Regions from separate parts of the Mus musculus genome. Here region 2 is linked to region 1. Evidence: chromatin loops called from intact Hi-C (ENCODE). Cell type or tissue: gastrocnemius. All regions are shown on one strand. Links, peaks and the distances in the headings refer to the core of each region. The heading gives the core; the rest is flanking DNA.

Region 1 (10,043 bases), core at 686-8,685:
GTTATGTTGTTATTGGGTTTTGGTTTTGGTTTTGGTTTTGGCTTGGAAATATCTTATTCGAATTGCCACCAGCTTCAAATTCAACAGTCAGGACATAGCAGGCAGGAAAAGATAGTGGCATAAGTGAAAAAGCAAACAAGGGCTGGAGGGCTCAGCGGTCAAGAGCACTGACTGTTCTTCCGGAGGTCCTGAGTTCGATTCCCAGCAACCACATGGTGGCTCACAACCATCTGTAATGGGATCTGATGCCCTCTTCTGGTGTGTGTGAAGACAGCTATAGTGTACTCATACACATTAAATAAACAAATAGATCTTTAAAAAAAGACCAAACAAGTGGAATGACTAATTACAGTAAGTAATGAGTAATTACTGAAAGGCAGCGCTACCAACAACCAAGTGCAGTCGCTACACTAATCTGTAAGCCTTATGAACCAGTTAGTCCCGAGCTTCATTCACAAACACATCAAAGGAACAAAGGAGCAAAAGTTATTGGTGCCAAGTTTGTTTCATCTTGCAAAACCAAAAAAAAAAAAAAAAAAAAAAAAAAAAAAAAAAAGGTGCCATCCTCCATCACAGGTATTTATTCTTTACAGGATAAGTTAAACACTTAAAACAATTATTTCAGAACGGCCTTTACACTGAACAACTTTCCATGGGAAAAGTCAGAGTGAAGGCTTATTGTCCACATCTGCTTTCATTTGAGATGAGAATTTCTTTGGCAGATTTCGACTTAGTGTCTGTGATTTTGCATGGTTTCTGAGAGGAGGCCTAATCCATTGGTCTGAGAAGACACTGATCCACCCCCCACCCTCACCTCAACCCCCAACCCCACTCCAACACCCACACCCACATCCAATCCCACTCCAACACCCACACCTACCCCCACCCCAACTCCAACACCCACACCCACCCTAACCCCCAACCCCACACCCACACCTACCCCTACCCCAACCCCACTCCAACACCTACACCCACACCTACCCCTACCCCCAACACCAGGTGGGAAGGGTAGGTAAGAGTTTTGCTGGTGATGCATCTCGCTCTGACCTCCTTCCTTCACACATTACGATGGTGTCACACAAGTGTGGATGTGAAGGGGAAAAAAAAACCCAACAATTCATAGAATAAGTCTATCGGAGTGACGTAGAGAAGGCACTATTGTCTCTAAACCACTTTCTTCATAATGACAACATCAATAATGCTGATCACTGATGGCACATTGAAACGTTAAAGATAGAAATATGTAAATAAATAGAATTTTATTAGCCTCATCAAAGACAAGACCAGCCAAGTACTAAAATTCTCTGAAATCTATACTGAATGCATATCAGGAAACTCACTTAGTAATGATGAACTCCATCCTCGGTTTAAAGCTTAAAGAATCCAAATTCAGGCCTACCGTGACCAAAGCAACAATGCCTGACATTCCGAAATATTCCACTGGGGAGAGAAGAAAGTGAAATAAATTTAAATGTGATTAAATCTATACACTGATTCGCCCTGAGGAAAAAATCAGTAGGAAAGGTGAAAGCAGCGTTTCTTATTTAGAAAGTTGCTTCAAGGGATTGGCTAATGCTGTAGCTCAGGGAATAGCAGTGCTTCTTCGGAGATGGGCAATAGAATAAACACCCAGCCTTTGTGAGCCATGGGACCTTCCTCAGCTATGATGCTGCAAGAAGCCGGAGGTAACATGCAGACGGTTGGCTAGCCAATAAAATACTACAGACTTTAGACTTCAAATAATCTTCATCTCCATGAGATATTATTCTTTGATTCTGCTCTTTTCATAAAGCTTTTTTTAGCTCAGAGCAGATTTGACCCAGTTTGCCAATCCTGCATCATCACTGAGGCTAGGGCGAGTGGGAAAAGAAATGACGTAATCTCCGCTCAGCACCTTGGGACTTTGTGCTGCATGGGCCAGGCGTTGCTGCTTCCTGGAGCATTTGCCCTTCTCTCCCCGACTAAATTGGCAATTCACTGGGCTCTAAATGTTGAAACATAGTCTAGGGAGAATGTTAGAACACAAAAATACTAAAGGTGCCGGGCTACAGAGTCTCCAAGGAGCCCAGGGTGACAGTAGACAGAAAGGAAGAGAAAGAACATCCAAGCAAGCAGTGGAAGAGCTTTCAAACAGGGCACAGCACGATGCTTATGGGATGTGACCTCCCCTTTCTCCATTAATGTCCCCACGTCTGCAAAGCAGGTGTTAAGTGGGGTGAATAGCACCTCACATCCTTATTGCAAGCATTAACTTAGATGATATGTTCCTTGGCATATGTGCATGGCAATGGATGGCCACTCTTGTGATTCCAGTATTAACCACTGTTGTGACTACTACAGTACTGATTTTAATCCACTGGTCTACCACTTATCAAAATTCTTTTCATTTATCTATTCACTTAACTTCACTTTGGATATATATATACATACATATACATATACATACATATATATATATATATATATATATATATGCACTTTCCTAACGAATTTAACTTCAACAATCAAGTTGAGTAAAGCTAACAGTTCTGCAAATGTTTTGATAGGGGACAACTGTCAAACTCTTATTTCCAGTTTCTTTGAGTACATGCTAGTTCTTATTTTTGTCTGATATACATATATATATATATATATATATATACACATATGTATATGATCTTGATTTATTTATTATCATATATATTCTTGCTGAGTTTTAAACACATTTTTATCAAATGTTTGTGTTTCTTTTTTTTAAATAAAGCTTATTCTTGTAATTAACTGCATCAGTTCTTAGCATGACTTCAAATATATTTCTGAACACATTCAAGAAATTGATTTTTTATAAAGTTACTGACTACCAATTTCCATTTCTTTTTTTTTTTAAGATTTATTTATTTATTTATTATATGTAAGTACACTGTAGCTGTCTTCAGATACTCCAGAAGAGGGCATCAGATTTCATTACGGATGGTTGTGAGCCACCATGTGGTTGTTGGGATTTGAACTCGGGACCTTCAGAAGAGCAGTCGGTGCTCTTAACCACTGAGCCATCTCGCCAGCCCCATGTCTGTGTTTCAATGACTTGAGCCAAAGTGACGGAACATTTTTGGTTATATTGATAAATGAAAATAAGGAACTTGTATTGTTAATTATGTGAGAGTCCCATCCCAACTCGAAAACGTGTGTGTCTGGGCTGGGAATCCTCTAACGTGAAAGGGAGGCTGAAACGCCTTCTGCGACCCGGTCCTGGCACTCTGCCCTTGGCTATCATCCATTTAATCTGTCTAAGGGGACACCAAATATTGGCTGCAAACACCTCCATTCCTATTAGGAAGAAGAAATGAACCAGCATTTATGAGCCACCCTGTCTTGAACACAGTAGGGAGCTGGCAAAGGCTCAAAAACAAGTGTCTGGGATTGGGGAGAGAGACACGCCCCGCCCCCCTCCAGGAACAACTGTCACTCAGAAGGAGGTGGGAGGAGCTGTGTACACAAGGAGCTCTTGCCAGTCCCTAGGGTAGCCGCAGCTCACAAGCATAGCAAGCTTCATTAATGCATGCAGTGCCTTACACAAATGGAGTATTGTTAGACCGATTGTATAGAAGAGACAAGCTTAAAGAGGCTAAGTATTTCCCAACGTTGCTGATTGACGGAGTATATCTGGATTCTGTCTACTCAAAAACACATTGAGAAGGAATGTTGGTTCATTCGATCAGCACGTATTAAATTACTGTCGGGCATTTGACCAACTCTAAGCTTGGCTGAAAGGAGGAAAAACTAATCGAGTGAAGAGCTGACTATGAGCGCCACTCATATTCAAGAGGCTCACAGTCTGGTAGGGAGGTGGAAAAACTGAAGTAAGGCATCCACAAAACTTTCACAAAGGAGCAAAGAAATAAAGCTGAAGGAAACGAGCATTCCGTGAATGTTTTCGCTAGTTTGACTGGCTCAGGGCAGTAAGCAACCACTAGGTGGCGATATATCTACAGGAAAAAGAAAACTGCCTTTCCTTAGCTAGAGGTGTAAGAGACGGCTGAGATCTTCATTGGTTAAAGTTGCTCCAGTGTATGAGGGGAGCAAAAGCAGTTTGGTCATAGTTAATATGGTTCCTGGGAGCTGAAACACCTCAAGTCCCAATTTTACAAAACTGAACTAACGGAAGGCCCACTGGGGCTGGGTACAGTTACTCCTGCAACTTACCCGATGCCCCAGCTTCTCTTCCTGACACAAGCACTCTTGATCTCCCCACTCTCGTTTCCCACCTTCTAGATTCAAGAAAAGATCGCTATTTGAAAGGACCTTTTAGTCTAGTGAGTGAAGGATGACGAGCTTGGAAAGCCCTCGGGAACTTCTCCGCCAACTTTTCCCATTTTATGGGGTGAGCAGCTCAAGAGTCCAGACAGAAACAACTCCATGACGATTCCGCTTCTAGGGCACTGCCATGGACTTACTGTAGGGTTAGAGAATAGAGCTCAAAGGGCTAAGAGTACCCAGACATAGGAGCGCAAAGACATGAGGTTACAATGAGAGGCCAGGAGAGAACTAGATCTGACAGAGAGGTGATGTGACAAAACACAAGTGGGTGGGTGGGGGGTGGTAACAGACAGGAGGAAGACATGAAGCAGGGGAAAGGAGCAGGGCAAACCAGGACTCCCAGGCTCTCTAGTAGGATGGCAGTTCTTGTGTTTGTTTGCCTTACCAAGGTAAAACGTCATGTACACCAGTGAGAAACAGAGAACAACGTTCGTCAGTGTGTTGCTAAAGAGGTCGGTCAATATAATCTGGATGACTCTCGTACACCAATAGCCACATATGGTGCTTCCAAAAACATCAAAGCTGAGTCCGATGATTATGTGTAACTCTAAACATAAAAGAAAGGAGAGAAAGGGGAGAAAGAAAAACGTGAGTTAACCATCTGGGTTTTGGCTTGTTTGTCTGTGTTGTTTTGTTTTTTTACTGACTGCACTCTGGTTTGTAAACAGGGGGCCTGTTCTTCCTCAGGCAGAGTGCCCTGTGAGAGTCTGATAAATCTACTTAATGTAGACTTCCCCAGGGATGTAAGTGAGCCCCCACTTACACGCTGGTAAACAATCCCAATGAAACTCCTTAGGTCACACACAGAAAGACATTAGACAGGAGGGCTGGCTGCAGAGAGGAACAAGGAGTGTGGGGAAAGAGACAGGAGAGACTAACAGGAGTGGATACGATTGAAACACATCATGAAAGCATAACTAAGCCCGTTACATGGTTAATGCGTGCTAATAAGCCATTTTAAAATTATCTACCTGATTTCCACCAACACTTCCTTATGCTTTTGGTCCTCCCCACCCCCTCTTGCAGCTACCACAAATGTGTCCCCAGGGCTCATGTCTCCCCTTCACGCTGTGCTGATTCCTGCCATTCTTCTCTAGCTACTAACGAGACATCTAGAAACCTGTCAGGGGAATGTATTCCGCATCCCAGGCACCATTAGCCACACAAATCTGGCTGTTGTCCCCCTAGGATTGTTTTACCAATATGCATTAGTTGTTTGCCTTCACCCTCAGATCTAAGACCACGCACAACTCTTAGCATCCACCAACTGAGATACATGCTGATCCCAGCTAGAGGGATAACCTGGGCCGGATGATGCAATTGGTCTATGTGTGTATGCATGCTGAGGGACAAGAGATGGGTCTTTTTAATTATTTCTTTTCCTTCTTTTCTTTTTTTTTTTTTTAGATTGTAAAATTATATCATTTCCTCCTTCCCTTTCCTCTTTCCATCCCTCCCATATACCCCAGTTTGCCTATTACAGATCAATCCAACACACACTTTGCATTTTAGCAATCACTAAAATGCAAATATGGTTATATTTTCTTGTTTACCTCACTTCTCATTTTAATTGATCAGAGAGCAATGTATAGAGAAAGATGCAGAGACAAATGCACTTTCGTTTCAATAGTAATCTTAGGAAGTATACAGACAGAACATCAACCATCTTACCTCTGAACATGGACGTGTCAGTTGAGTGACCTCGAAAAATTCCAAAGAAAATGCATGTGAAACTACAAATGATCAGCGACTCCCCTCTGATGATATCCGTGTACATCTTAGAAATACCTGGGAAAGGAAAAACAGGGTGTCATTTAATGTGGAGCGTGGAAATGATGCTCTCACGTAGAAAGCAGAGAAGAGATAGAACATGACGGGGGAAAAAAACAGAAAAAGAAGACCATTGTAACGGGCATGGGTCTGAGACAATTCCAGCTAACACTTTTTAAGTTTCCTATTCTGCCTTCTGACTTTTCAGTGGCAAAGGATATAACAGGAGCACCCTGGTACTGCCCTGTCCTGGTTTCACTTCTGCTGCTATGAAAAAAACAAAAATAAAAATCAAAACAAAAACAAAAACTTATATGATAAAAGCAAATTATCAGAAAAAGGGTTTTCTTTGGTTCACAGTTCCGGATTATAGTCCATCCTAGCAGGGATGCTGAGACACAAGGCATTTAGAACAGCTAGTCACTTCACATACATTATCAAAGGCAGAGAGAAATCCATGAGTTCAGACTTACTTGTACTCAGCCCTCTCTCTAAACTTACACAGGCCAAGATTCCCTGCCTAGGGAATAGTGCTGCCCACAGTGGCAACTATTATAGTGGGTCAGCACGATCTAGCTGAGTTTTGCTCTATCAATTCATTTATGTAGGCAATCATAGAGACTCTTTTCTCGGGTGACCTTAGGTTGTGACGAGTTGACAACTAAAGCCAACCTTTTGATACCCACTGCCTCAAATGTTTGTTCCTTTCCTTTTACCTTATGTTTGCATATAACCGTGTCTGGTTGCCTTTACGCAGTCACACATGTGAGGCATGAGGTTGATATTAACTACCTTCCTCAGTCACTCTCCCCATCACTTAGGTCTCTCACTGATCCCAAAGCATCACTGTTTGGGCTAGGCTGGCTTGTCAGCTGGCTCCAGGGAGTCTTTGTCTCTGCCTCCACCACACTAGGATTGTAGGTAACCCACCAAGTCTACCTGGCTTTGAAGTGGGTGCTGGAAGATCAGAACTATTGACATTACACAAATGCTTTACCTGCTGAGCCAACTATCCACCCTGCCATAAACACTTTAAAGCTTCTGAATGAGACAAAGCTTAAGACACCGCATTTAGCTTGAAGAAACATCAGAGTCCAGAAGAAGCTCATTTTAGAAAAGTGCAAAATAGCCAGACACTGGGATGCATGCCTTTAATCCCAGAACTGGGAAGCAGAGGCAGGAGGATCACTGTGAATGTGAGGCCAGCCTGGTCTACATAGTGAGTTCCAGAATACTCAGAACTACATAGAGAAACCCTATCTCAAGATAGAAAAAGACAGACACAGAGAGAGAGACAGAGAGAGAGAGAGGGAGGGAGGGAGGGAGGGAGAGAGAGAGAGAGAGAGAGAGAGAGAGAGAGAGAGAGAGAGAGAGAGAGAGAGAGAGAGATGTAAACTATAACCCAGGGAGTATATTCCGTGGATGTTTGTTCATGAATGTTCAGAGTTATTCACAAGTCAGTGCTTGTCAGCTAATGAATACATGTATGCAGGAGGTTGCTCCCCTAGTCTAGCAGGACACTATTCCCCCGCTCCCAGAAAGGAACTAAATGCTGCTCTAATTATTGCACGAAGGACCTTGAGAACCTTATAAGTGGAAGAAGCCAGTCACAAAAGCCACGCACACTGTCCTGTGGTAACTGTGACCCCACTCTCCATCAGTTTGGTCCTCTGAGGCCAACTGCGATCCCAATGTAGAAAATGAAAGACTGCAGAAATAAATAACTCATAAGATTTAAGTAACTAATTAGAACATATTGCTATACTTTTCTTGTTTGTCATTAGACACTGTTTTTATCTTCTTAATGAGGCTACGTTATGAATTAAGTTTTATCATAGATGTGGAGCTATGAGGCAAAGCAGGATGTCTAGGACTCCATATTATGTGTAGTTTCAGACACGTGCTGAGGTACTTGGATCTAACTATGGATAAAGAATGACTGTTGCATTGTATGGTTTGACTTACGTGTTGTCCAGAGCAGACAAACCCACAGACACGGACATCAAAAATAGGTTAGCGGTTGGCAGAGGCTTTGGTAGATCAAATTCCACATCTAAACTTCCACCTGACACAGTCTTTCTGCCTGGCGGGTTCTTTTAGCATTTTATATGGTGTATGTCGGCAAATGAGAAAGCCATTCAACTTCCAAGTATTTGAGAAAACCTGTATTTCATCTTCACTTCAAAATACTCTGAGGTACAAGTCTAACCTAACAGGTTTGGGTTTTTGTTGTTTTTTTCTTCTAATGCACTAAAAAAAAATGTTGTTGTGCTGCCTTCTGGGTGGCATCTTTATGTTTCTAAAGAGTTTTCTCTAATCATTGTACTCACATTATATAGTAAATATCTGTATCATTTCCTCTGGGTGCTATTGAGGTTTGTTTGTCTGTTTGTTTTTACTGGATAGTTTATTTTAAAGGATTCTATTTTGATTTGTTGTGGTATAGCTCTGTTTTTCTTGGGCTTGGGAATTTTTTGAGATATTTGAACCTTGGGGTTTTTACAAAATTTAGAATTTTATATTTATTCAAATGTATATCGCCTTTGCTCTGTCTACCACCTTTAGGGACTCATGTATTGGGTCCCCTGTGTTTGTCCCACAGTTTATTAAAGTTTGGTTTTTCCCAGTCTCTTTCTCTCATTACTTTTGGATAGTTCCCACTGTTGTGTCTTCAAGTGCTTTGGCCATTTCTTTGCATAGAAATCGTTTCTCCACTAACCCTGTGGTTTGCATTTCTCCAAGTTTGAGTTGAGCCCCTTGTATTCCCCATGTCCAATGGTATGTCAGTACTCCAGCTCTCCAAAACGAACAAGGACCTCATCTGGGCTGGAGATGTAGCTAAGCAATAGAGCTCTTGTCTGGCATATGTTACGGCTAGGTTTCTAGATCCTCTTTTTTAAAAAAACAGAAAAAGAAAAAGTCTAATTTGCAGGGTTTGCCATGTGCAAACGCCCTGATTTAAAGCTACTGTCCAGGTCTGATTTCTATTGCCGTCACAAGCAGTTTGGAGAGAAGAGGTTCCTCTGGCTCACATTCCAGCATCACAATCCATCATGGAGGGAAGTCAGGTCAAGAACTCAAGCAGGACCTGAGGCACAGCCCGTGGAGGCAGGCTCTTACTGCCTGGGCCGCTGGCTTGCTCAATTTTCCTTTTCCTTTCAGTTTGTTTATGTGGTGGATTACATTGGTAGATTTTCACATATTGAACCACCCCTGCATCCCTGGGATGAAGCCTTCTTGACCATCGTGGATGATCTTTGATGGGTTCTTGGGTGGGGTTTGTGAGTGTTTCGCTGAGTATTTTTGCATCAATATTCATAAGGGAAACTGGTCTGAAATTCTCTTTCTTTGTTGACTTTTTTTTGTGTAGTTTAGATATCAGGGTGACTGTAGCCTCATAGGATGAGTTTGGCAGTGTTCCTTCTGTTTCTATTTTGTGGAATAGTTTGAAGAGAATTAGTGTTAACTCTTCTTTGAAAGTCTGGTAGAATTCCATGCTAAAACCTCTGGCCCTAAGCTTTTATTTTGGGGGAGGGGGGTGGAGAGACTTTAATGACTGCTTCTAATTTCTTAGAGACAACTTAGATACTTTATCTTATCTTAATTTAACTTTGGTAAGTGATATCTGTCTAGAAAAATCACTCATTTCATTTAGATTTTCCAATTTTGTGGAGTACAGGCTTTTGAAGTAAGACATATGGTTCTTTGAATTTCCTCAGTGTCTGTTGTTATGTCCCTTTTTTCATTTCTGATTTTGCTCATTTGGATGCTGTCTGTATGCCTTTTAGTTAATTTGGCCCAGGGTTTGTCTGTCTTGTTGATTTTTCTCAAAGAGCCAATTCTCATTTTTGTTGATTCTTTTGATTGTTCTCTTTGTTTCTAATTTATTGATTCCAGCTCTGAGTTTGATTATTTTCTGTCATCTACTACTCTTGGGTGTGTTTCCTTCTTTTTGTTCCAGAGGTTTTGTTGTTGTT
Region 2 (10,043 bases), core at 1,006-9,005, 160 kb after region 1:
GACAGTTTTAAAGCCTCCAGTCACAAACCTAATCCTTTCTAAAAAATGTCACTCTAGTAGTAAACATTCAAATGAGTTTATCAGCACCCCCTCCCACCCCTAACATCTATTCCTTCTCTGAAAGGGGAAACCACTCCCCTTAACACCCTAAGGCTTCTCTGCCCCCTATCCCCTACACACAAACTCACTGCAGGACTAGGCGATTCCTCGGAGGATGGCAAAGCAGCTGAGACCTGGAAGGACAGTTGTACACAGCTCAGTGGTTCAATCACCAGTATCATACACAATCTAAAGGCCTAATGAGGCAGTGCTAAGGGTGCTGAAGTGGAAGGAGGCAGATGACTCCCTACTTGATCAGAGGCTGGTAGATCTGAGCTAAGGGCGTGACTGTAGAGATCCAGTGAATGAAACCCTGACCTTGTGTTCTGGAAGAAGGAACCATGGGTGTCTTAAAACAGACCAGTAACTCCCAGCTGGTCCTAGTAAGCACAGACCTTTGATCCTAGGCAGATCCAAGTTTGAGACCAGCCTGATCTACATGGAAATCCCATCAAGGCAACCTGCCTCCAAGAGACCAGCCAGGCAAGATGACTGGATAGCTGGATTCCACATTGTGAAAGGAAGACTTGTGTAGGTCATCCTGACCTCTTCACATGCATTACCATACAAATGGACCACTAACAGTAAAGGTATGTGACTAGCATGTGAAAAATTTAAATCCTCACAACCCAAGAATGTGATGGAATTTAAATCCATTTCAGTAAGACTATGTGTAGAATATAAATCACCAAATGAGATGTTTAGCTATGTGTTCCAGGGTAACTGTTGAGCATTGAAACACTGCCCCCATTCCCAGGGACTAAAGCTTGTAGAGGTACAGCTCCAAATACCTACACATTTTGCCTGGAACCAGTGTTCTAAGGACCCCTGACCAGTTACCTATACTATCTACAGCCAAAGGACTAAACAAAATAGCCTCAACTTTTCCTTTGGGGCCACCACACCCAGCACGAATCCCAAACTGTACTTGTTAGATTAAGGATTGTAGTTTCCGTGGTCTCAAGAACTGAGCCCAACAGACCAGAGTGAACAGTATCAAACCTAAGAGCCAATTAGCCTCAGTGTTCCTCCTAATTTAGGAATGCTGAGTTAGGCCTGGTGGTATATATAACTGCAAAAGTCCTAGGCATGGGGACAACACTTTAACAGGACTGCAAGGTCTAGGCTTTTACCTTCCAGGTTTATACTTCAAATTTTCCCTCACACCTGTGCCCCTACAGGCCATCTCCAGACCTTTAAAGGGCTGGTATACCCACTCAGACTGCATAACTGATTAGACATTCAGGATGTAAGACTCAGCAGACACTGTCACCTGCCAAAAGTGAAAATACCACCTCCACCAGTCAGTCCAGTTCTGGTTAACGCTGTTCCTATTAATTTAAAATGTCAAACAGAATAATGGCTTGAGGCTGGTGAGATGGCTCAGTGTGTAAGAGCACACTTCTCTTTTGGTTCATCTTAGATTGTGTTGAGAAAGGAAAGAGAAAAAAAAACTATTTCCAGGCAAACTGATTTGTGACTGTACTCCCCTTTGCATACTCCATGAAATATTTAGTTTTATAAGATATAAGAAAAGTGTTCTAGGGCTGGAGAGATGTACTAACTGCTCTTCCGAAGGTCCAGAGTTCAAATCCCAGCAACCACATGGTGGCTCACAACCATTTGTAACAAGATCTGATGCCCTCTTCTGGAGTGTCTGAAGACAGCTACAGTGTACTTACATATAATAAATAAAAAAATCTTAAAAAAAAATAATGGCTTGTGCTTATAAGCACAAAAAGACAAACTATACTGACACCAATACCATCCAGTCACTGGGCAGCTAATAGATTTAAAAATGTCTAATGTGAACTCCCCACAATGTGCTCATCAGAACAAAATGCACACTTCACAGTTCATGTTATAATACACTTTAATGGTAAAATTTTAACACAATATATCTGACACCATCTTCTATTTGAGCCTCCATCCAGGCACCTGCAACAACCAACAGAAGGTAGCTGTTAAACACTTTTCTACAATTTTAACTTAAATGGTAACTGTTAAAACACAGAACATCAGATCTTTTACTATCATCAAGTAATCAGTGAGAGAGTTCAAGTTGTGTGAGATCATCATGTATTCTGGAGTAGGTTCCCGGTTAAGCATTTGCAGTTCTCACCTCAGAAACAAAGGTGCAGTCACTGCATGTCCACTTGTCACAGGAGCCCTAAGAAAACAAAGACTGACTTACTTCTCTGGCTTAGAGTAGTTAAATTTTACATGTTAGTATAGTAACCTCAGAAATAAAATGGAACGGTTTAAAGGTGATATCACTTTGTATCATTTGGCAGAATCATCACATCACTGGTTACAAGCTATATTACAATCTGTACAAAAACAAGTGACAGACTTACTTTGAAATTCAGAATGAAGGACCGGAAATTCAGAATGACCAATCTGTTTGAAAATTAAAAATAATTAGTGCAGTTACTTATCTTCATTTTATTTCACACTATTCTCTCAGTGTTCAGTTGTCTTCACTAGTCTCCATGGGCTCACATCAATTCTCTTGCCAAGAGGCCTGAGATTTATAGTTTCAATCGTCATACCCTAGGGAACTTATGTATTTTTCACAATAAAATTGTCCTACTGGGTTAAGTCAGTGGCACAGCACATGCCACCTTAGCATCAGGCTTTGGCCTCATCACTTGGGACTCTTATCTTGTATTTCCTAATACTATTCAAGGAAAACTCTTTAAAACATTACAGCCAGATACATCAGATAGGAGCGAAAGACATGATTGTTCATCAGAGTTAAGTCTGCTGAACTATGTTATCATCATGGTATCGGCTTGTTTGGAAGGGGTTGAAAGTAACTAATACATGCACATTTCAAAGACTTACCATTGTGTTTGCAGTGCCTTCACTTGAGGTGACCCATTAATACCTGTAAGAAATTACACTCCGTTTAGAAATATGTATTTGTAAAGTATATTTACTGATGTCCTTAAATACTGTTTCAGCTTAACAATCAATCTTCAATCTTATTCAGAGAGATTCCCATCTGTTTAACTTTATTGATCATCACTAACAGTACCTTAATTCATATAGTAAATACCAAACTTACAATGCTTACCTTTCTTTATTCAAACCATTATTTGTACCTGAAAAAAATTTAAGGCACCATTTAGTACTGATGGTAGCACATGCATGTTCAAAAGCTAAATGTTATGCAGTAAATACTGCAAATGACTGGAGGGAATTCAAGGCCCCCAATGGCTTCTTACCCAAGCAAGCCAGCCAAATGAACAAGCATGCAACCAGTTAACTAGAATTAAAAGAAAATACCTCTTACAAATATGCTAAACATCATTCGACTATTCTTAGTTGCCTGCCACAAGGTTCTTCAGTGTTAAAAATTGTCTACAAGTTATTTTCAGCTCAGACATTTGATCAACATCATTACAAGAACCCAGAGTGTTGTCCAAAACACACCTATCTAAACATCCGTAAGACAATGCATGCTGGAGTTTTGATGATTCAAAGTCTCTGCATGTCCCTTTGTACTGACCCAAATTCAAGTGTTTTTCAATACTTACCTTTCAAACTGTCTATCCAGCCTCAAACTCCACCTAGAAAAAAACATTAAAGAGCTTTTCAATGCAGTCAACAGATTTGAGTTTGCCCCACAATAAATGTCAAGGAAGCCCACCATCAGATAGAGCTAATAAGATCTTCAGGTAGTCAGTATTTGTTCGTCATCATGCAGGCTGTGTTCAGCTATGACCAGGATGGAACACGTGGCCAGTATTTGGCAGAGTGCAACAAAGCCAAGCCTGTTTAGCATCTACAATTCCTTTAGTTTGACTTACCATTTCATTTTCTGGTCTTCTATTCTAGCACCTACAACAAACAAATAGTTAAAGCTGCCCGGTTAGGCCCCTGACTCAGCACTTAAGATGGGGGAACCAGAGTCCACCAAATAGGGGGTAAATGCGTTAACGACCACTAGCTCCCACATATCAAAAACCAGCCTCCTCAGATACGCAGAAACAATGCCCTGACTTCAGACTTCCCACCCACTCCTCTATCTACAATTGCTCTCAGGGAACAATACATTCAATGTGTGGGTTGAGGGATCTTTAGTGCTCATTTGCCATTGGGTATTCCTTGTAATGGGACCACATGCACACACAAAATTGCTTACATTGCGCTCGCTCTGTTATCCAGCTTCCTGACGAGTCCTGGGGGGGGGGAATCTTTATGTAAAAACTGCTTACTCTGTAAGTAGCCCCCAAATCATTATTTTGTGTGCCTCAGTTATAATCATGGTGGTTTAAAGCTATCGTCACCCCAGCTGTCAAGAGTAGCAAATATGATGTCATCATTGTGGCACTGTCCTTTCAACCTAACTTCTCATTACTATTCAGTACTCACCTCGTAAGCCTTCATCCTCCTTTGCCACAGAACTGGAAATAAGAGATGTGAACAGTCAGTCCCCTTCTTCACGGAACTAAACCCTTTCCAGTAGCTGAATTAAAGCCTCAGAAAAGTGTTTTTCAGAAATCCCTTCTGTCCACTACTCTCATACCATCATGGGCTTTGTGGTCATTATGTTCTAGTCATGCCCCTCCCCCACTGAGTTACCTGGCTGTGAGATCCCACAAGATGTCCCATCACAGAGGTCCACACTGCCATTCCTAAGAAAAATGTTAATCTTTAGTAGTTCTACTTCCACAAAATGGACCTGTCTTACAAAGAACTCCGTCCACATAGGCACTGTTGAGTTGCACATATCCAGCAGTTACATATAAGTCTCTAATCCAGGTACTTCCCAAGAGCAATCGTCCTCTTTGTTAGTGACTAAGGCCTGCTGGCAATCTCTAGCAAAAGCCTTCATCCCATGGTGATCGCGAAAGAAACACCGCGTGGCTTCGCATTCCACCCCCGTTGAACCGTGCACGAGGTGACTCAGCATGCTCTGCCATCAGAATCGTTGGTATTCATCAACAAGCTCAGTTGTCCCTACCAACATAGCCTTCATCATAGCATGAACACGCATGCTGAGTCGTCTTTGTCTGGTGTCCAGACCAAAACCCAATGCTATTTTATGTCACAAATACACGCAGAACCAACCTCCTAAAGTTTCCAGCTTGTGCCCTGAACTAAGCTCACCGGCTGCGCCGGGAATCCCACCAGCTTCCAGTGCTTCAGCCTCCAAGGCCCGAAGCCATAACATACTCAGGAAATTGCATACCTGCTCAGAATGCCGCACAGCTCCGAAAGGCTGAGATGGCGGCTGAGTCGAGTATATAAGGTCTTCGTGACGTCAAGACGCAAAGCTGCTTGCTGCGTCCACTTAAACCCCGCCCCTCACACGCCCTCAGACTCCTCCTCAAGCCCCACCTTCTTCAGGCCCACAAAACTTTCCCTCTGGCCACGCCCCCGAGAGCCCGGAGGGCGGAGTTGCCGCGGGCACGATAGGCCCGCCCTCCGCCTCCCTGAGGAGTACAGGCTGAGGGGAGGGGGCTCCTGCAAGGAAAGCGCTGGGGGTGGGGCGGGGTGAGGGTGACTGATTTCCTTCCGGCACGTCGCTCGCTCCGGAGGAGGGGGCGGGGGGTTTCACTTCCGGGACGGTGTTCCGGCCCATTCCGGCCCATTTCCACCCCCGGAGGTAGGTGCTGCTCCTTGACTGGGCTCGTTCCCCGCACCCCCGCCCCGTTAGCTCATACCCGACGCTCCCGGGCCGCGTCTGGGTTGCAGCCAGCTCCTGCGGCGCTCAGTCGCTGCCCCACCTCCCCTCCCAGCACTCGGCGACCTTCCGCCCCTTTGGCTCCGGGCTGTCGAGCTCGCGGGCCCGCCCCCTTGGCGAGCCCCTCCCTCAGGACCCCGCGCGCGCGCCGGGGCCACACCCAGACACACCCCCGCCCCGGCAACCTCCGCCGCCCTAGACCGATCCCGGGGCGCCGCCCCCTTCCCGGTCCCGCGCCTCACCTGTGCGCCCGCAACTCCCTTGCCGCGGGGCTCTGCTCCTGTCGAGCTTCCCGGCATCTGTGCCACCTCCTCGCTTAGCCAGGTCCCCCTTTTCCCATGCTTCTTGACACTGATAGAGGCCTCCCCAGTACCCGACTGGCCAACCCCAGCGTTCCCGATTCTCCCTTTTACAGCTCTCGCCCCTTCAGTGCCGACGCTAGAGAAAGACTTTACTCCAGGGGCTTCCTCCTCACTGGGGAATCGCTGGAAAGAGCAAACAAAAAAGGCGCTGGTGTAGGCTCCAAAATAAACATCTGAATTCGTGATGGCATCGACAGAGGCACTTAATGGATTAAAAGTTTCAAAACAAACAATAACGCTTTGGAAAAAGGTCAGATTGGTTAAAGTTGCGTCTTGAAAGCCGTGTTTGCACTTACCTGTTTACTCAATAAGTGTATTGTAAATGCGAGGTGATAAAGTGAGCTTGTCCGGACTACTTCCTGGTGTGCTGTGTAGTCTCATAAATTTAGAGAAACATTGGATGCACGGTGAGCCTAAATCCTTGTGGTATACTGGAACTACCCTCAACTAATTAAGACTATTTGATGCAATTGCAGTCTTTGTGGTGTGAAATTTCAGGCTTTATTTTTGTCAGCAGCTGTGGGAAACCAACTTTCCCAGTCAAAGTAGCATCACCACTTTGGAATACCCAAGTTTCAAGTTTGTTGGGGAGAAAAAGTATTACTTAGTTTTTGCTAACTCTGGCAACTAGGCCACAAATTCTCTGCATGTGAATTGAATGCTGACAGGGCTGTGGAATGTTTCTCAGAGTCACCTCAGAGTCCCATATTCAAAAAGTGGGAGCTCAAACTGGTAAGCTTAAAAATATGGGCCTAATCGGGCATGGTAGTCAAACACCTCTAACACGAGCATTCTTTAATCTCAGCAGAAGCAGTCAGCTCTTTTTGAGTTAGAAACCAGATGGTCTACATAGTGAGTTCCAGGAATAGCCTGGGCTTCATAGACCCTGTCAAAAACAAATATCTGGTGGGTGGCTTAATTCTAGCATTCCTGGAGGTAGATCGCTAAGTTCCAGGCTAGTCTGGTCTACTGAGCAAGTTATAGGGCATCCAGAGCTATATAGAGGGACACTGTCTCATGGGGAAAAGTAGTGATAATAGCGACCATTCATGTAGGATATTAGACTTTATACCCAATCTGTATGTGTTTGATGCCCCTTCTTAGTGAACTCCTGTCTTTATTTTATATAGTCTACTAATAAAGTATGGGCATAGCTTGAATTTTTCGCAGTGTAGCAGTCACTTTTTTGTGTGTTAATTACATTTTACAGTGAAATCTAAAATACCTTGTACCAGGCTCGGCAGCTTACAGTAATCCTAGCACTTAGGAGGTAGGATCAGGAGTTTGAGGCCAGCCTTATTACTAACAAAACACCTGCTGGCAATTCTGTTTCTACATCCAAACATAAGGAAGATCTCTCTTTCTATATGAAGAATTCTTTTTTTCTCCCTGAGACAAGATTTCACTTATTTAGCCCATACTCATGATTCTCCTGCCTCTTCGGTTTTCCAAGCGCTAAAATTACGTATGTGTAGCTGGCACTCATGGAAAGATTTTCCATTTGTAGGGATGTTTGAACTAAAAAGCACAAAGGGAGTCAAACTAGTACTAAGACTGTGCTTTGCTCTTTCAGCAGGGTTGAATGTCTGCCTGTGCTTTCAGGCATGACCATGGAGAAAAGTGGGAACATACAATTGGAGATCCCCGACTTCAGCAACTCTGTTCTGAGCCATCTCAACCAGCTACGAATGCAAGGCCGGCTCTGTGATATTGTGGTCAATGTGCAAGGACAAGCTTTTCGGGCTCACAAAGTAGTACTGGCTGCCAGCTCCCCTTATTTCCGGGATCACATGTCCTTGAATGAAATGAGTACTGTGTCCATTTCTGTCATCAAGAACCCTACTGTTTTTGAGCAACTTCTTTCTTTCTGTTACACAGGGCGGATATGCCTGCAACTAGCAGATATCATCAGCTACCTAACAGCTGCTAGTTTTCTGCAGATGCAGCATATTATAGACAAATGTACGCAGATCCTAGAGGGCATTCACTTCAAAATTAATGTGGCTGAGGTTGAAGCAGAATTAAGTCAAACAAGGACAAAGCATCAAGAGAGACCTCCAGAGTCTCATAGGGCTACACCAAATCTAAACCGCTCACTTAGTCCACGGCATAATGCCTCAAAGGGAAACTGGAGAGGGCAGGTCAGTGCCGTGCTGGATATCCGAGAGCTCAGTCCCCCGGAGGAGCCCACCAGTCCTCAGATAATTGAACAGAGTTCTGATGCAGAAGGCCGGGAGCCCATTCTTCGAATCAACAGAGCAGGACAGTGGTATGTGGAAACAGGACTAGCAGACCAGGGGGCCCGGAGTGGTGACGAAGTTAGGGTTCTTGGAGCAGTGCACATCAAAACTGAAAATCTAGAAGAGTGGCTTGGGCCAGAGAATCAGCCTTCTGGAGAAGATGGGAGTAGTGCAGAGGAAGTCACAGCCATGGTGATTGACACCACAGGCCATGGTTCTATAGGACAGGAAAGTTATACTTTAGGGTCTTCAGGAGCCAAGGTAGCTCGGCCAACCAGCAGTGAAGTTGACAGGTAAGTTTTGTTTCTCCTTTTAAAGCTATTGTACAGACATCATTAAATAACCTTTCTGTGTTACAGAGGGCATCTTTTTTTACCTGATATTCTTATTCAGCTTACTTTGGGAGACTGGAAGTATGTCAGAAGACTTGCATTTTCAGCACAGGAGGCTCCTGGATCTGAAATATTGACGATGTTATGAGAACTGTGGTAAACTGTGGTAAACTGTGGTAAAATTAGCCACTTCAGTGAATCAGAATAGCATCGGCAGCCACTCTAGGATCAGTAATTGCCAGGGCTCTCTGCACTAGGCAGGGAGCTGATTGTCAGGGGTCTGGTAACATTGCTGTTTCTCACACAGGTAGGTAACCTTGCGGAGTCTGACTTGCCTTATAGCACTGTGTATTTCTCTTTGCCCTTACCGACAGAGACAATTTGGTACCATCAATAATTTTCAAATTAGAGTAATTACACTACAGTAATTCTAGAGAAAAGCTTTTGAATGTTTTCCAAGTGTCACCTGGTAATGTTTCCTTTGAAGCAGCTACTACCCCAGGCCTGTTTCTTCCTAACATACTGAGTCTGTTAGAAGGGTTCCTTTTAGTGGGAATAGCACTGGCTTTCATCGAGTCAATTGAAAGAAAAATGTTACTAGTTTAGATTGGTAATATTTTGAGTTCTTTCTTTCTTTTTTATTTATTTATTTATTTGTTGAAACGATTTCTGTAGCTCAGGCTGTTCTAGAACTCAGGGCAGTCCTCCTGCCTCAGCCTCCTGAGTACTGGGATTACTGGCATGGGTTGCCATATTTGTACTTTGTTGTTGTTTGTGGGGGTTGTTTTTGTTTTTCAAGGCAAAGTTTCTTTGTATGGCCTGGCCTGGAACTCAACTCAGAGATCTAATTGCTTCTGCCTCCTGAGTGCTAGGATTAAATGAGTTTGCCACCACCGCCCAGCTCTTGTTTTTTTGTTTGTTTGTTTTGGTTTTCTTTGTTTTGTTTTTTGAGGCAGGTAATTCAAGATGATCTATAGCTTACTTTTGGCCTAGGCTAACCTCAAAACTTTTTTTTTTTTTTTTGGTTTTTCGAGACAGGGTTTCTCTGTATAGCCCTGGCTGTCCTGGAACTCACTCTGTAGACCAGGCTGACCTCGAACTCAGAAATCCGGCCTGCCTCTGCCTCCCAAATGCTGGGATTAAAGGCGTTCGCCACCACGCCCTGCTAAGCATTCTTCCTGCCTCAGGCTACCGAGCACTAAGAAGATAGGCTGGCTTATTCTTTTCCCTGCTTAAAATAGATTGAAATGGGTAAAGGCACTTAGAATCAAGCCTGACCATCTGAGGTCACCCCTGGCTGGCACATGGTAGAAGG

Evidence for each region. A loop is a pair of places that touch in the nucleus more often than their neighbours do. Peaks named below come from ENCODE experiments on the same cell type or tissue, not always from the same donor. Only the 100,000 strongest peaks of a DNase experiment are listed, where the experiment ranks them.
Region 2: it touches region 1 in a loop (3-fold over the local background); 2 of 42 quality-filtered maps call a loop at or near these places.

What each region holds. Positions count from the first base shown.
Region 1 is chr1:161,189,600-161,199,642 of GRCm38, reverse strand. It overlaps the pseudogene Gm6185. Among named protein-coding and RNA genes, the nearest start is that of Tex50, 35 kb to the right of the region's middle. In gastrocnemius, for the core only: a CTCF peak has its summit at 3,941 (motif pointing right); DNase peaks (open chromatin) are centred at 3,348 and 3,928; H3K4me3 peaks cover 1,418 bases; H3K27ac peaks cover 835 bases.
Region 2 is chr1:161,030,451-161,040,493 of GRCm38, reverse strand. It overlaps Zbtb37 (zinc finger and BTB domain containing 37), which reads left to right and starts at 5,645. Exons shown (of 5, transcript NM_001356489.1): 1 at 5,645-5,716; 2 at 6,210-6,406; 3 at 7,733-8,689. The coding sequence starts at 7,761. Gas5 (growth arrest specific 5) reads right to left here and starts at 5,893. Exons shown (of 11, transcript NR_166052.1): 1 at 5,775-5,893; 2 at 4,690-4,742; 3 at 4,480-4,511; 4 at 4,250-4,286; 5 at 3,915-3,945; 6 at 3,642-3,674; 7 at 3,179-3,206; 8 at 2,947-2,989; 9 at 2,457-2,499; 10 at 2,222-2,269; 11 at 1,955-2,037. It overlaps Snord47 (small nucleolar RNA, C/D box 47), which reads right to left and starts at 2,402; the gene lies at 2,338-2,402. LOC115487643 (a small nucleolar RNA gene) reads right to left here and starts at 5,100; the gene lies at 5,021-5,100. It also overlaps LOC115487678, LOC115487638, LOC115487644, LOC115487677, LOC115487645 and LOC115487640, and 1 more gene. In gastrocnemius, for the core only: no CTCF peak of the experiment used is centred there; DNase peaks (open chromatin) are centred at 4,707, 5,025, 5,512, 8,438 and 1 more place; H3K4me3 peaks cover 4,386 bases; H3K27ac peaks cover 3,875 bases.